Linked DNA regions of Mus musculus: region 2 is linked to region 1. A link is a contact called in ENCODE Hi-C or POLR2A ChIA-PET data. All regions are on one chromosome and are shown on one strand. The core of a region is the stretch at or near the end of the contact, and the rest is flanking DNA. Distances in the headings are between cores, read along the strand shown. Region 1 holds the start of Tubb4b (tubulin, beta 4B class IVB). Region 2 holds the start of Anapc2 (anaphase promoting complex subunit 2).

What was found. Hi-C counts contacts between places; a loop is a spot of excess contacts on that map. ChIA-PET counts read pairs that join two places held with the same protein, here RNA polymerase II (POLR2A).
Region 2: a map of left cerebral cortex shows a loop between it and region 1 (2.0-fold over the local background). The contact joins the promoter of Anapc2 here to the promoter of Tubb4b in region 1. A Hi-C loop is called at or near these places in 5 of 37 maps with a recorded cell type or tissue (heart and left cerebral cortex). POLR2A ChIA-PET finds 5 or more read pairs at or near these places in 4 of 5 experiments (Patski and embryonic stem cell).

The regions. Positions count from the first base shown.
Region 1 is chr2:25,223,167-25,226,485 of GRCm38, forward strand. It overlaps Tubb4b (tubulin, beta 4B class IVB), which reads right to left and starts at 1,536. Exons shown (of 4, transcript NM_146116.2): 1 at 1,368-1,536; 2 at 958-1,066; 3 at 768-878; 4 at 1-202. The coding sequence starts at 1,424.
Region 2 is chr2:25,270,671-25,273,989 of GRCm38, forward strand. It overlaps Anapc2 (anaphase promoting complex subunit 2), which reads left to right and starts at 1,796. Exons shown (of 13, transcript NM_175300.4): 1 at 1,796-2,007; 2 at 2,245-2,867; 3 at 3,130-3,262. The coding sequence starts at 1,846. Ssna1 (SS nuclear autoantigen 1) reads right to left here and starts at 1,748. Exons shown (of 3, transcript NM_023464.2): 1 at 1,628-1,748; 2 at 1,259-1,458; 3 at 369-911. The coding sequence starts at 1,679. The coding sequence ends at 804.

The sequences.
Region 1 (3,319 bases), core at 286-2,785:
GGGTACTCCTCCCGGATCTTGCTGATAAGGAGGGTACCCATCCCAGACCCAGTCCCCCCACCCAGGGAGTGGGTCAGCTGGAAGCCCTGCAGGCAGTCACAGCTCTCAGCTTCCTTTCTCACAACGTCCAACACCGAGTCAACCAGCTCTGCACCTTCTGTGTAGTGCCCCTTGGCCCAGTTGTTCCCAGCCCCACTCTGACCTGTAAGAGAAAACAGTAGGTCACACTAAGTATGTGCCCAAGGGGCCAAATGACATGAGGTGACACTGAATAAAGTGTACAGACCCAAAACAATCTGCCATGTTAAAAAAAAGGGGAGAGGGGGTGCTGTGCATAATGGCACAAGCTTTTAATCCCAGCACTTGGTAGGCAGGTAGTTCTGAGTTTAAGGTCAGCCTGGTCTACAGTTAAAGAGGCCAGGCAGGGATACATAGATTGGGGATGGGGGGTGGGGGAGACCAGACGGAGATGTACAGAACACACTAGAGCTAAGACAGTAAATACTTCCAAAGGCACCCCTGCCAATGTTCAAGGAGAGTACAGGGCCCCTGCCACTAGGTCAGGTCTTCTCATACTCTCTACTAGCAACTAATCTACCCGCAGTCAGTTGGACCTTCCTCCTAAAGCTGCTTTCGGCCAAGGGATTGAGTGACTCAGAGGGCAAGAAAGTGTACACCTGGTGGCTATTAAGGAAGAACTTTAGGTCAGCCCCTTGACCTTTGAGCCTCATGGGTAGCAAGCCCGTCCACACCTCCACCACACTCACCAAAGACGAAGTTATCAGGTCTGAAGATCTGCCCGAAGGGCCCTGAACGCACCGAGTCCATGGTGCCGGGCTCCAAGTCCACGAGCACGGCGCGGGGCACATACTTGCCACCTGGTTGGGACAGGGGGACGTCAAGTGTGCTCAAACTGGAAGGGTGGTGAGGAGGATGGATGGGGTAGAGGAGCCTTACCGGTGGCTTCGTTGTAGTACACGTTGATGCGCTCCAGCTGGAGGTCGCTATCTCCGTGGTAAGTGCCAGTGGGATCAATGCCATGCTCGTCGCTGATTACCTCCCAGAACTGCAAGGGAGTCGGGCGTTAGCTGAGTCACGCCGGCCGGCCGGTGCGCTCCAAGGCAGCCCCGCCCCGGATGGGTGCGGCAGGCCCTCCCCCTCCCTCCAGTCTCAGGAGCGCCAGGGCGACGAATCCCTAAGGGCCGCGCACCGTCCGCCCCACCGACACCAGCCACCGGCGCTACGTCTCGGCCCAGCGTACGCCGGTATCCAGGACGCAATGAAGGGCGACGCTCCGGGCCGCTTCCGCCATCTTCCCCGGCTGGCTGTCCCAGTGGCGTCTGGCTCGCAGAAACCTAGCCTCCTACCTTGGCGCCAATCTGGTTGCCGCACTGCCCAGCCTGCAGGTGCACGATCTCCCTCATGGCGGCGGCGACTGCGGAACAGCTGTAGAAGAGGAGCACTTCGGGAGGAGCAGGCGCACAGAGTGCTACAACCGACGCTCTGCCAACATTTATATACCTCTTATGACCCGCCCTCGTCAGCACAGGATTGGGCTTTCAGAACGAGGCCACGAATTATCCTTGTCTGATTGGCTACATTTCCGTCAATCGAGCGGTCTGGGGCCCGCCTTCCCAACAATATACTCTCATTATTGGTCACGCTTGCCTACGGCTCCCCCTATCACAATCCCCGCCCTGGCGCCGCAGTGCTCAATCCATTGGGTGTTTCAAATGATTGATTTGCACTTCCATTGGCTGCCTCCTGGGAGCACTCCGAGAGCCTGACACTATTGGCTGCGCTGTTTTGGCGTCCTGGTAACCGCCGCAGTGCAGCGCGCGGGTGGGACGTGGAAAGCCAGCTTCCGGCTGAAAGGGAGGGGGCGACTTTTCAGAGCTTTGTGGGCTCGGGCGGCTTGGTAGGTCTGGCAGCTGCTGCGGGGAGAGAAAGGAGACGCGGGCAGGCATTGTCGATCCGGAACACACCTTGCAAGCCTCAAGCTGAGGCGAATTGAAACGCTAACAATAATAGGCTCTGGATGAGGCGCCGGGCCCTTCCGGGACGCACTGGGCAGGCGCGGGGTCCTCTGTCTCTATCTGTCTCTCTCTCTCTCCCCCCTCCCCTCTCCCCCCCCCCCTTCTCTCTTCCCCTCCCCACCCCACCCCTGGGAGGGCCATCCCTCCGCCCCTTCGGCCTCCCTAGATGTTGTGGAAACTTGCTGGCCAAGAGCCGGTTTCCTTGGAGCCTGAGTTCCAAGTGCGCACAGAGCTGCATGGAGACTACAGGGCTGGGCATGCCTGGCCATGACTGTTAGAGGGAAAAACAAACAAACAAACGTGTGCAAGTCCCTGTCCTGTAATGGAGAGCAATACATGTACATATTTCTTTTTTTTTTTTTCAGGGTCAGGTCCAAAGCACCCCTACCCCCAAAATGGTAGTGCTGACATTGTCCTAAACAGGACTTGACCAGGTAAACAAGCTTAAAAGTTTCTGTTTACCAGAAGAGCAGGTCTCTTAAAGTGATTTCTGTTCACCTTAACTTTAACCTTCCCTCCCAAGTCAGCTACCTCTCGAAGGCAAGTAGTTCTGAAACAATCCTTTTTCTCCATTTGCTCCCCCCACCTTGGCATTTTGATCCCCAATATCTTTCTGCCCACAAAATGGTCTAGTTGGTAATTTCTCTACGCCATTGCTTATGAGACAGAGTCGTCTGGCCTGTAACCTGGAATTCTGCCTTAGCCTCCAGAATGCAAGGACTACAGTTCTTAGTCTTCATGTCTGATGTGTAACTTTTTAAAGGAATATTATACAATGGGTCTGTCTCAGTCTAGCCACTTCTGGCTTTTGGAATGAACTACCTTCAAAACTAAGGGTGTTAGGCAATCCCTGTTGGTTGTGGTATCCAAGTACCTACCAACCATGTCACAGGAAAAAACCCCACCAGGACAAGCAGAGTCCTGTATCCTGAGCAGTGGCATTCTGTCGCTATATACAAAATGCAGTCCTGCCGGGCAGTGGTGGCGCATGCCTTTAATCCCAGCACTCGGAGGCAGAAGCAGGTGGATTTCTGAGTTTGGGACCAACCTCGTCTACAGAGTGAGTTCCAGGACAGCCAGGGCTACACAGAGAAACCCTGTCTCAAAAAAACAAAAACAAAAACAAAAACAAAAAAAAAAAAACCGCAGTCCTAGTGTTCATATTTACTATACTGACCAGGATCTCCAGAAAGATCTGACTGTCTTGTCCTTTCCCAGAAGGGTAGATCAGGAAGGGGGGGCTGAGTTCTGTGACCACACTGACAGGACCCATACATACCTCA
Region 2 (3,319 bases), core at 546-3,045, 48 kb after region 1:
TTCCCCAGAAGCTGTGACAAAGGGCTGGGTCATAGGGCACATGGAAATAGTAAGTAAGCAACACATGTGGTTGGAAGATGGGTCCTAACAGCAGCAGCAGCAGATTGGACCAAACAGAACTTACTGTCCCTGTCTCTATCTCTGAGCCAGGTTCTGTATTGAGCACCATCGTAGAGCAAAGCCCCTCACAGAAAAGTGGTTTGTGTTCTGGACTTGGGGAAAACACCAGCACCTTTGCAAAGAGAGTTAAGGGCTAGGGCTGACCTGTGTGAGGTGAGTACTTTCAGCATTTTGTGTTTTGAAGATAAGAAAGGGAAAAACTGCAGGTCTTCTTACCAACAGGATATATGGTAGCTAGCAGACACAGATCTTGCAAAACAACCTTTATTGAAACACCAGAGGCCATGGGGATGGGCCCTAAGGTTTTGGTTCTGGAGTCAAGATTCTTTCTTCAACATGTCTGGCCTGGGGCCCTAGTGGCTGGGGAGACAAAGTGAGGGGCTCCCACAGTACTCAGACCAGGACCAGGACATTCCTGGTAGCCCAAAGGGATTCAGGAGCTTCAGAGAGAGGCCCCTCATGGAGCTGCTCAGGGTCCCCACAGCACATGTGAGTACGGAGCTGGGAACACCTCTTCCATTGGACTGTCCTAGGGCTTTTCTTGTCTAGGCAGGTGGAGGTCAGAAATTGCCCCTCTGGGCACCAGAGATAAAAGACATCTGAGGCCACGAAGAACAAAGATGCTTTAGGACAGACATGTTGAGGACTAAGCAGCCATAGGCCACGGCTGAAACAGGCACTCGTCAGCTGTCCTTGCCTCCACTACTCTTCTGGTCTGAAGCTGTGGCTTTAGTCAGGTTCCCAGCTTCTCTTTTGAGTACACTAAGCAGAGTCTGAGAGCTCTCCAGGATCTGGGGCCAGAGAAATAAAAGGATGTTATTTCTCTGGTAGGAAGGTCCCATTGCCTCAGGCTCTAATAATGGAGGATGGAAATCTCAATTTGGTCATCTGTGCTGTAGCCAACTGGTTATGGAGTAAAACCATCCTCCCTTCTGCACCTGTCCCAGAGCTCTTCCACCCTGCAAAGCCAGGCTGGGTTAATTCAGGCCCACACCGTGTACTCTGTCCAATACACCAATGCTCACTTTTGGAACCCACAGACAGCCCACTGTTCCACCTACAGCCTCTGAACCACAATGGGCCCTACCTAGCCTCAGATGGTAGTAAGGCACTCACAACAGACATCTGAGAGCCCCACCTTGAGGTAGGCGGCCTCGGTTTCTGCGATGGTCCGGTCAAACTCGTTGCGAGAGGCGATCTTGCGCGCCAGGTTCTCGTTGACGCGGGCCAACTTCTCCGTGAGCTGCCTCACCTCATTCTGTAGCCGCTGCTTTTCGTCCTCCTCTTGCTGGATCTGCCGGCACAGCTCCTCTCGCTTCTGACACAACTCCTCGATGCCTAGGGTGGGTGGGAAGACAGAGCTGTGGGTGGGGACTCGTGAGCTTCCGACCCCAACCAGCAATGACAGAGGGGCAGGCCGCAGAGCGGGGCTCGTGAGGCATGTCCACGCAGCCTCCCGAGTGGGTCGGCCGGCCCCGGCCCGCGGCCTTCAGTGCCCGACGCTCACACTTGACCAACTCGTTGTTGTAGTTCTGCAGCGCCGCGCCCTGTTGGGTCATGGTCTGCACCGCGTCCGGAAGCCTCAACCGCCGCCTGCACAGCTAAGTCCGCACCTGCGCACTGCCCACAAAGCGCGCGGGCTGGTGAACGTCACGGCTGCGCCACAGGTCCGCGCTTGCGTCATCACCGTGCGCTCTACTGGGCGGGTCTGTTTTGTGGACAGTGATGGAGGCCGAGGGTGTGGCGGTGGCGGCGGCGGCGGCGGCGGCGGCGGCGGCGGCGACAATTATTGCCTCCGATGACTGCGACTCTAGGCCTGGACAGGAGCTCTTGGTTGCCTGGAATACTGTGAGCACCGGTCTGGTGCCGCCGGCCGCGCTGGGGCTGGTGAGGCCGGGGAAAGGTTGTCGGGCCTGTGCAGATTTCCCGCGACTTTGCATACTTTAGGGGGTCCACCCTTGGGGCCTCACAGCTCCGTGGCCTGCCTGTAGTGGGCTTGCCTCCTTCCTCAGCTACCTGATTTGTTTGGTTCCCTGGCAGCTCTTCGGTTGCTGGGTTTTTCCATGCCCCTCCTCTCCCTTTACCCCTATTCCGCCCCTCTGCTCACGGTTTTCCGTGCTCCAGGCGTCTTCCCGGACCAGCGGTGCAGTCCCACCAAAGGAGGAAGAGCTTCGTGCAGCGGTGGAGGTTCTGAGGGGACACGGTCTGCACTCTGTCCTGGAGGAGTGGTTCGTGGAAGTGCTGCAGAACGACCTTCAAGGCAATATTGCCACGGAGTTCTGGAATGCCATCGCTCTGCGAGAAAACTCTGTCGATGAGCCCCAGTGCCTTGGGCTGCTCCTGGATGCGTTCGGTCTGCTGGAAAGCCGCTTGGATCCCTATCTGCATAGCCTAGAACTCCTAGAGAAATGGACTCGTCTGGGCTTGCTGATGGGCGCTGGAGCTCAGGGGCTTCGGGAGAAAGTTCACACTATGTTGCGGGGAGTCCTGTTTTTTTCCACCCCTAGGACATTCCAGGAGATGGTCCAGCGCCTCTATGGTCGTTTCTTGAGAGTCTATATGCAGAGCAAGAGAAAAGGAGAAGGGGGCACAGACCCGGAACTAGAGGGTGAGCTAGATAGCCGGTATGCCCGCCGCAGGTACTACCGACTTTTGCAGAGTCCTCTGTGCGCAGGATGTGGCAGTGACAAGCAGCAGTGCTGGTGCCGGCAGGCACTGGAGCAGTTCAACCAGCTGAGCCAGGTCCTGTGAGTACTGCTTCCTAACCATGCTGCGGTTTCTCTGCAAGCTTCATTAGTCCTGAATTCAAAAGACCTCTCAATAGAGCTTATAGACTAACTGGCGATGTCTTTTTTGCCCATACTTGTAACCAGGGATTATTGTTCATCACGTTTATACTGTCCTGGACATAGGCATAGGGTGTGTGTGCAGTATCTTTATGGGGAGAGCCCTCCTAGGTAAGGGACAGATGTGTGTTGTGGGTTCTCCATGAGCGGGGATCTTTTCTAGGCATAGGCTCAGTCTGCTGGAGCGGGTTTGTGCTGAGGCCGTGACAACCACCCTGCATCAGGTGACCCGGGAAAGGATGGAAGACCGCTGCCGAGGAGAGTATGAGCGCTCTTTTTTGCGTGAGTTTCACAAGGTGAGAATCACCTCTCTGGTCTGTTTCTTGTTAAAGGCAAAAGTGGAGTTGTGGTAG